Linked DNA regions of Homo sapiens: region 2 is linked to region 1. The links are chromatin loops, found by intact Hi-C in ENCODE. Cell type or tissue: PC-9. All regions are shown on one strand. Each heading gives the region's core, and the rest is flanking DNA. Links, peaks and the distances in the headings are about the cores only.

Region 1 (4,566 bases), core at 1,416-3,915:
TGGAAGTTTTAATTGCCAAGGCATTAAGACAAGAGTGAATGGAAGTGGACAAGGAGGCCTGGCACTGGTGCTGTACATCCTGTGCGTTGCAGCCCCAGAGCCTTTCCACTGGACGAGCTCTGACCTTGCAAAAAGAAGGCCCGCCCATTCTTTCCCTGGACGTTCTTTATGTGAACGACAACGTTGCTGAACTAGCCTGCTGCCTCTCTCTGGGGCAGGCCTCTCTGCTCGAGGTAGAAGGTCTTGCTCAGAGCCAACACCTCTCTGTTTTTGTTTCTGCCTGGTCTTTCTTTCTATCAATGGGAGCACCTCGGTTCTCTGGGTTCTTACCACTTCCCTTTTTCTTTCTTCATTTCACCGTTGTATCTCCAGGTCTTTGATCCACTCTAAGAATGGCTTCTCAGCTCTGTTCCTTGTCACCACCACTCTCTCATCTGGTGACTACATCATGTCTTCCCTGTACATTGCCAGTTCCCCATCTCCCAGGGCTGCTGTAATGAAGCACCACAAACTGAGTGGCTTCAAACAACAGAAACTCGGTCTCTCGCAGCTCTGGAAGGCAGAAATCCTAAATCCAGGACTTGTGACTTCTGGCAGGGCCACGTTCCCTCCCAAGGCTCTGGGAGGAACCCTTCCTCGCCTCTTCCAGCTTCTGGTGCTTGCCTGGGGTTCCCTGGCGTTTTTGGCTCGTGGCAACAACACTCCAGTCTCTGCCTCCCTTGTCACTTGGCCTTTTCCCCTGTTTCTCTTCTGTATCTCTGTTTCGTCTCATGGCAGCCTCCTCTCTGCGTGCCTGTGTTCAAATTTCCCTCTCCTTGTAAGGCCCACACTACTCCAGTATGACCTCAACTTAGCTTGGTTACGTCTGCAAAGAACCTATTTTTAAATAAAGTCACCATCACAGGTGCCGGGAAGTAGGAGTTAAACGTATCTTTTTGGAAGGACGGTTCAACCCACGGCACACATCATGTTATCCTTTCTCAAATGATCCCTTTTTCTCACTCCGTTGTTCAATAACCATTTGGCCTGTGGAAGAAATTCTGACTACTTTAGCCTGATGCTCATACTCTTTTCCAGCCTGGACAACCCCACCTTTCTAGGATCACGTCCTATTACCTCCCATATGAGAAATTTATGCCCTGCCCAGACTGGTCTACTGTTTCTAGAACATTCCATGTGCCATTTACAATATCTGTGCCTTTGCTTACAGCATCTCTGTTGCTTTGATTTAACCACCACCACCACCCTGCCCCCATCACGTACACAAAATCTAAGTCCTAACAACTCTCCAACGTCCATCTCAAACCACATCCTGGGCTCTTTCTCTAGAGTCTTGGAGACTCCAACCTATTGAGAATCCTCTCTCCTTTGAACATTCTGAACCATTTAGAGCTTCTCATCTGGTGCTTTGTTGCTGCTGATGTTGCTCTTGCCATAAATAGCTAACGTTCCTGGAGAGTTCACTGGGCACCGTAACTGAGCTCTTTGCACACATTATCTTATTGGCACCCCACGGCAGCTCCACAGTGTGGGAACCATTATATCGTGGTGTTGTCGATTAAGATGCTGAGGCTGAGGGAGGCAAATCCCTTGCCCAAGATCTCACCAAGTAGTGGGAGATGGAGACAGGAGTCGTGCTGATTTTTCTGACTCCAAAATTCTGGTTTTTAACCTCCAAATGCTCCTGCTTTTATTGGTGTTGGTTACTGTTCAATTTCATTTTCATAATTAGAGCATAAACTTCCTGAGCCTTGAGACCATACTTGAAGGCATCTGATCGTGTTTGGGGATCAATGTCATGGTTATTAATCTGTTACTCCATTTTCAAAGACAAAAACCATTGAGTTAACTGAAGACCTAGGAAGTCTGGAGTCCTTCCTGCTCCCTCCTAGTGCCCTCAGACCATCCAGTCCCCGTGTGAGCTGCACTTCTTGCCAACCTTAACAGCTTGCACCTGTTCCACCTCATTATGTGGCCCAGGTCAGACCCTGCATGGAAATACCAATTCATAGAATATTCTAATTAATAGAACAGTGAATATTAAAGAGCATCTCGTAGGTGGTAATTGTCTGGTAACTAGTGTGTAAGTCACTGTCCTTCCTTCTGTTGATGGACTATATACATAGGTCATGGTGCGTGTGGAAGACCCCATTGAGTGCCTGTATTTTGTGCCAGTGGGCTTTTGTTTTTGTTAGTCAATCATTTGACCAAAAAGCATTGCTTTGATCAGGTGCACACTGTCTATGTTTGTTAATAGAACAAACCTTAATGCCTTTCTCAAGGTCATGCACAATCTCAATTAGCTAGAGAGACAGGGATAGGATGACTTATTTTAAAAGAATGCATCCTTATTCTTTCATTATCAGGGAATATTACTGACATGTACAGAAACTTTATATGTATTCCATTTGTAATTCTAAATGTTTATTTTTCTCTGATTTAGTAAAATAACTCACTGAAGTCTAAAAATGAAAACCTGGTTTTGTTTAGATGTGTAAGACGGTCCGAGACACACTCTGGGAAGCAGCAGCAGCTTCCCACAGACAGGGTCACATGATGCATGGGGCTGATGACACTTGATGAGCAGAGGTTTATGGGAGCGTTTCTGCGGTAGAATCCCAACGCATTAGCTGGAGGCCAGGAGGGGCTGCGAACTTGACAATATGGCTGAGTCATGGGTAGTCGTTGAAATTGGCTGGTGGCCGTTATGCCTAAAATGACTCATGCACTGCAAGCAGATATGATTGTTGGCATGACTTGAAATGAACACCGGCCATTTCAGCGGGATGGTCAGGCCCGCTGATCTCGATGGTGATTAGGTGGATAAGTTTTCAGCAGGGCTGGGTTGCCTCATCCTCCTGTCATTGTCCAAGGCTTTGAAATCACTTTTTCTTACACTTTACTGAATCATCTAGATAATTGCCCCAAACGAAACCTTCATTCAGGTGGTTAGTCTAAACTTATTGGGGTCTTCAACCTGGTAAGCAGGTAGTTTTAAAGTGAGACTGAGGACTTGACTACATAACTTAAATTCCTTATTCCTAGGGCCCCAAAAGCACAAAGCTCACCATAAAAAGACACAGATGCCCTGAAAGAAATTTCTGGAATCTACAGGCCTTCTGCTCAAGCCTACCTTCCTTACTCTTTGATATCAGATAGTGGTAATAAAATGGGACATATTTCTGATATACTGGGAAAAGTCATTTCTTCCCCTCTTGAAAAATGTTCTCCTCTTTTCTCACCACAGCTGGGAGTTTCTAATATGAATAAAGTGCCAGGAATTTGGCAGTAACAGTATATTCATAAATACACATGAAATTTGGTGGGGTTTAAAGAAAAATAAAATGGAAAGAGCATATTGTCAGGTTTAAGCACAGACCTACCTTGAGATGAAAACTGAGTCTGTTTGTAATGGTTGTTCATTTGCTTTGCAAGGATGCGTGCCAGGCACTCAGCCTCATCCAGAGGTGCAGGCAGAGATCCCCGGCACCCACAGCTGGGTAGGAGCAGCAGGGGAGGTGCTGGATCTCTGTCTTCAGGCCCAGAAACAGAAGCTGCAGGATTCACACGAGCTAAAGGCTACACTGGCCCTGGTTGCACATTTTGCGTCCACAAACCAGATAGCAAATATTTCACTGCAAGAGCCGGTGAAATGCAGAACATATGGCCCCTCCCAATGGCTCCAGGAGCTGGAGACAAATCCAGCATGTGGGTGATGAGACTTGCCGGGCCCTTCTGGTCTCTCTCCTGGTTGTGTAAATTCTGTCGTCTTACACTTCATTAGACCAGAAAAAGGTACAGACCTTCCTGATAGCGTGACCTCCCCTCTGCCATGGCAGGGTTGAGATTCAGTCTTTGAAATGTGTCTACTGATGCCGGAGAGCATGGGCGTCTGCAACGGTGACTGACCCCTCTCCTGTCCTGCATCTGCACCTCCCACAGGGGGCTTTCCAGGGAGGGCCGTGGACTCAAGGGAGGAGAGCAAGGCCCGTAGTGGCTGTCCATCTTGACTGAACACCAGCCCCAACCCATGAGGAGATACCTGGTTTGCATCTTCACGCTTCTTAGGAAACAGTGATGTTAATTTGGAACACATGTCTTTGTGTGGAATGAAGAACTGTAATTTCACATTGAAGCCCCAGTCCCTTCCCTCTCCCATTCCTGCAGTTCACGGAGGTGATGTCACCCCATGCGTGGTGGAGACTTAGGCCTTCCACGTACCACCCGCTGTCTGGGGCTTTCAGGCCTGTGAAGCATTTTCTTGCTTCTTCTCCACTCATAACCTCCCTCCCTTCCCAAAGATGTCCCTACCAGCATCACTTCTCTCTGTCACATGGCCACCTAAGTATCTTTACTTCAGCCTCCAAATTCATTGACTATTTGTTGGGCACCAGTGATATATAAATACCAAATGCAGCCAGGCAGGCTCCTGCATGCCAAACCCAGGTCTGTTTCTCAGGCTTACCTCTGTGTCCTCAGATGCTCAACCATCCGGCCTTCCTTAAATCAGTCATTTAGTTCCCAGCAATGAGAAATTCCCTGACTTCCATTCCATCTTTGTGCTGC
Region 2 (4,566 bases), core at 1,014-3,513, 130 kb after region 1:
CAAACTGCTTTGCCTAAGAATTTTAGGCAAAAAGACTTGTTAACCTGGGTTCTTTATCCCCCTACCCAGTGCTCAGGCCCTGGTTATTCTGCATGCCCTTACATCAGATTGACCTGGCCATTCCCTGGCCCACAGAGGGACCCAGTGTGTTACGACATCAGGGAAGGAGTAGTAAATGGGATCCGAAAAACAACTGCCAGCACCCAATGGAAACCAGCTTCTCCCTTGCTCCCAGAAATAATCTCCATCATTTTCAAGAAGATGGCTTCTAGTCTTCTCCCAGTTCATTGTGATTAAGAATCTGTGTCTGCTACCTACAACCTGAGAATGACAATTAGGGCTTTGCAGAGAATTCTCTAATGCTTTCATTATTCTTTCTTCTTTGGAGACTTGGTATTCATTGGCTCTGTTGGACTTCTCTATTGAGGACTAAAATAATCAATGTAGCAGCAGATGAAGAATGTGTCTCTTCTGAGAAATATGGTACTGCAGAAGAAATAGATCCTGGGTGGTTTGAAGGCAGGTTGATTGCTGAAGCCTTCCCGGACAGGGCATTGGATTTATATCAACATAAGGAAATCCTGACAACTCACTCATTCTTCCAGCTAACAGGATTGGGAAAGCAGCCTTATCTCCTTGTTTAAAGTCAATAGGATGCCAGTAGCTTGCGAATATCTTTTAAACTTAGTTATCTTTCTCACATTATCATCCCCTTTGAAGTCAGAGCCATTTGGCATGGCTGCATTTCCATTTGAGCTGCTGCTTATATTACTGGGTGATTTGAGAGAGGGGGGAAGATATTTCTTAAAGAATTTTAGGACCCAGATTTAGGATGGCTGATTTAACATGGAATTTCAAGAAAACTTGTAATTTGGTAAATGTGTCATCCATAGAGCCATTTAGACCATAAGGACCAGGATAGCAGTGGTGTGCATTTGATGACACTGATTTAAAAATGCAATTAATGGACTACTTTTTTTAAAAAAAGTTCCTAAACTCTTTTAGAATTGTAAGTCCACAAGTTAGAAACCCTTACTGTCATAAAAGTTACAGCTATGACTTCTGGTTGACAGTTTTATCTTATTGTATATATTACGCATTCTGGATGTTTATAAAGTCCTCAAGCAAATTTAAAATTTAATAACTTTGGAAGTCTGTATAATAGAATCAAATGGAACATCAAATGAGAGCATAATTAGAGTTTTACATAGGATATAGTTTCAGTATCTGGGTTTGCCATAAATCTTCTGGATTATTGACAAAATTTTATTAATTGCATTTATAAAACTCATGATAAATCCATTCAAGAAAGATGGTTTTCAGGAGTAAAGTATTATATTATTAAACTAGTATGTGATTAGCTTCACCCCAGCCAATGGTATATAAATTTTTCAAAGCATATCATATACTGGATAAAATAAAAGAACATTGATAAATTACTCAGTATTAAAGATCTATGAACTGTTCCATCTTATGATAATTACATTTCTTCTAAAATGTGTAAACTGCAGTTACTTGAATGTTCTCAAGTACAAGGACTTCACTTGATAAATGCGTGCAGGCCTTTTGTTGAGAACTGAGCGAAAAATGTCAATCTCTTGTTTTTGTTAGGAAAAAATGGAAGCAATGGGTACGTGTGGAGCACAGCATTATAAAGGAGTTACTTTCTTTTCTCACTTTTGTTTCAGAGAGGACAGTACATCTAATGCTTGAACTATCCATTTAAATCCCTCGCAAATCAATGGGCACAGCCCACAGGCCTCCTGCCGGCCACTTGCTTGTTATAAGGTCCATTTCTGACTTTCCGAGTGATGGAATTGTCAGGCCAGACAACTTACCCGGGCTGCTCAAGGGTCTCATCCACAACCCTGGCGAGATTGCAGGGAATTGTGGTTGAAACCACTGGTTTGACTTCATTTCCTGCCAGTACTCTCTAAATCAAAAAAGGTTCATTTTTGAAGAGTACAGATTGTATGCATCTATGTATATTTTTGATTGGGTAATTTCAAAGTCCTCCAGGGATCCTGATGCAGTCCACTGCAATGAGATCCGCCTGGACACCCCTCTACAGAGCCCCAGTGTACTGCTGACTAGAGTGATGTCCCCAGCCGGCCAGCCTATGTTACAACTGCTTTACCTTTCATGAGGGCACTTGTGTGCTACTGGCTTTTTCCAGGGACTCGTAGACCCAGTTGGTTCATAAAAAGCAGAAGCTTTGCTTTCCTAACAGACGGAAACAGGCAGGTGTGCAGTTCAGGAGCTGGGCCCTCTTGGTCTTTCTTGCTTTTTGCAGCCATTTAAGGTGTGATGTTTGCATTCAGTGAGTGCATACTCCATAAGACCCTGTCAAACAAATGCCATTCCCCTTTCCAGGAATGTATGAATCGCTGCTGCAATGCCACCACCTGTACCCTGAAGCCGGACGCTGTGTGCGCACATGGGCTGTGCTGTGAAGACTGCCAGGTGAGTCACCGGAGCTACAACTTGACCCCCAGGTCGCCAACAGGTTCAGGTGGTTCAGATCTGATGCAGGGCAAGCAGTGTGGCTGGAAGGTTTCCCAGCACTCACCACAGCACGCACCATCCCTCCTTCTCACGCCAGTTGGTGTTACCCACCTCTTACTGTTTAGCTTCCAATCTTGGGGTGAAATGCACGCTTCAGTTGCCAGTCACTTGTGTTTATTTATTTAGGGGCTGACAACTGATCAGACCGATAAACCCTAGTTCAACTTTAAATGCTCCATTTGTGCCGTCAGAGGCACATGGGGTTCTACTATGCTGACAAGAAGAGCAAGGCGAGAACAAGTCCCCATCCACTGTCACTCAGGTTCCCCCAGGTTCATCTTCTTGATCCCGCGGACATCTGCCTGCTGGCTTGTCCCAGAAGTTTTGTATAAACAACTCAATCTTAATGTCCTCCCAAAAGAAGTTGCCACCAACCCCGCCCAGCCAAGAATGGCAGTTTTATACTCTCGCCATTGCTGCTGGCTAGGACTGCGTTTCTTTTGGCAGTTCCATTGTCTCATTATTCAGAGCTGATATCTGAGAGTAGAAGCCTGAGCTTTTGATTCAACAGTTCCAAGGGTAGAGTTTTATTTCATTTTAATTAAGCAATTGATCCTGACATTCTGCTTGCAGGAAACTCCCTCTTAGCTGCCCCACGTGAGCACGGTGATTTAGAAGTGCATTATAACATTTAATGTTCGGCTTTAAAATAGCCTTCATCCTCTTCCTAATGCTGATTAACTTCTGGGGAATGTTATAAGCAGCTGGCTCTCCCTGGCTCCCAGTAACTGGTGAAGGAAGGTGCCTGGAAGGGAGTCGGGGGAAGGGGGAAGCAAGTCTGAGCCTGTGCCCAGGGGATGCCCAAGTAAGGGGAGGGAGGACCACAGGGCAATGCCTGATTGTGGTTCACTTTTAGGTTATGACTTTTTAACAATTGCTTTCGACTTCCAGATCTTCTAGAAGTTGGCAGGGGTCTTATCTCTTTGCGTTTGAGGAGTATGCAGGGAACTAAGCCCAGGACTCGCAGGGTTCCCTAGCTGTGTAGCCTCAGACGGGCTACTCTGAGCCTTAATTTCTTCAACCACAAAAAGCTGAGCCATTGGTCAGATGGCTTCTAACATCCTTTACCTCTCCCTTGTTCTTCTCCTGTTCTTCCCATAAAGCAGTAAAGAGAGAGTTCCAGTTCTATGATTTGACGACTGACTAAAATTGCTATCGTGATTGTGACCTTAAAGTTATTTTTATTAACTTGCCCACACATGCCAACACCATAAATGCAAATGTCCCCTTGAAATGTGTCATAGTGTTGACACCCAGAGACCTTTTTCTTAAGAATCAACCAGGCCAGCAGCCAACGCTTCCCTCCTTCTTCTTCCTCTGAGGTGCCAAGTGCCAGCAGCCAGCTTGTGTGTTTCTTGGAGAACCCTGATGTTGCATGACATTAACCAGAGGCTGCTCTTGGTTGTCCCACCCACTTTAGAGTGGAACAGTGAACCCCAGAACGAGAATCTGATGATTTAATGAGGTATCTCTACATTAGAAGCAACTTCCTTTGAAATCCTCACCCCTTATGTGGGACTTATGGCCTTGTCCACTCCAGCCCAGGAGTAATGCTGAGAGCTGCCTCTCCCTTTCCCCGGGTGCATGTGTCATAAATGGCCCTCTCCTTCCAGCTGAAGCCTGCAGGAACAGCGTGCAGGGACTCCAGCAACTCCTGTGACCTCCCAGAGTTCTGCACAGGGGCCAGCCCTCACTGCCCAGCCAACGTGTACCTGCACGATGGGCACTCATGTCAGGATGTGGACGGCTACTGCTACAATGGCATCTGCCAGACTCACGAGCAGCAGTGTGTCACGCTCTGGGGACCAGGTACGTGGCCGCCACAAGCTCGGCATCAGGAGAGGCACTGGCAGACCTGGGCTGTGGGACTGGGGGCATGTGCTCTGTTTTGGTTAGCCCCCACTCCTGGCGGGCGCTGTCCACACAGCATCCGGTGTGTTCAGTCGGGAGTGATTGACTCCCAGGGAGGGTCTGAGGCCGCACTGGGCATGGGGTGCACAG

What was found. A loop is a pair of places that touch in the nucleus more often than their neighbours do. Peaks named below come from ENCODE experiments on the same cell type or tissue, not always from the same donor. Only the 100,000 strongest peaks of a DNase experiment are listed, where the experiment ranks them.
Region 2: a loop joins it to region 1, with 7 times the contacts of the local background. A loop is called at or near these places in 1 of 110 quality-filtered maps.

Annotation. Positions count from the first base shown.
Region 1 is chr10:126,197,548-126,202,113 of GRCh38, reverse strand. The region is part of intron 3 of ADAM12 (ADAM metallopeptidase domain 12); the gene reads left to right. Among named protein-coding and RNA genes, the nearest start is that of ADAM12, 190 kb to the left of the region's middle. RefSeq lists a silencer at 1,503-1,683. In PC-9, for the core only: no CTCF peak of the experiment used is centred there; a DNase peak (open chromatin) is centred at 2,703; H3K27ac peaks cover 2,075 bases.
Region 2 is chr10:126,064,614-126,069,179 of GRCh38, reverse strand. It overlaps ADAM12 (ADAM metallopeptidase domain 12), which reads left to right. Exons shown (of 23, transcript NM_001288973.2): 13 at 2,374-2,463; 14 at 4,179-4,374. Among named protein-coding and RNA genes, the nearest start is that of FANK1-AS1, 94 kb to the right of the region's middle. In PC-9, for the core only: no CTCF peak of the experiment used is centred there; a DNase peak (open chromatin) is centred at 2,519; H3K27ac peaks cover 1,975 bases.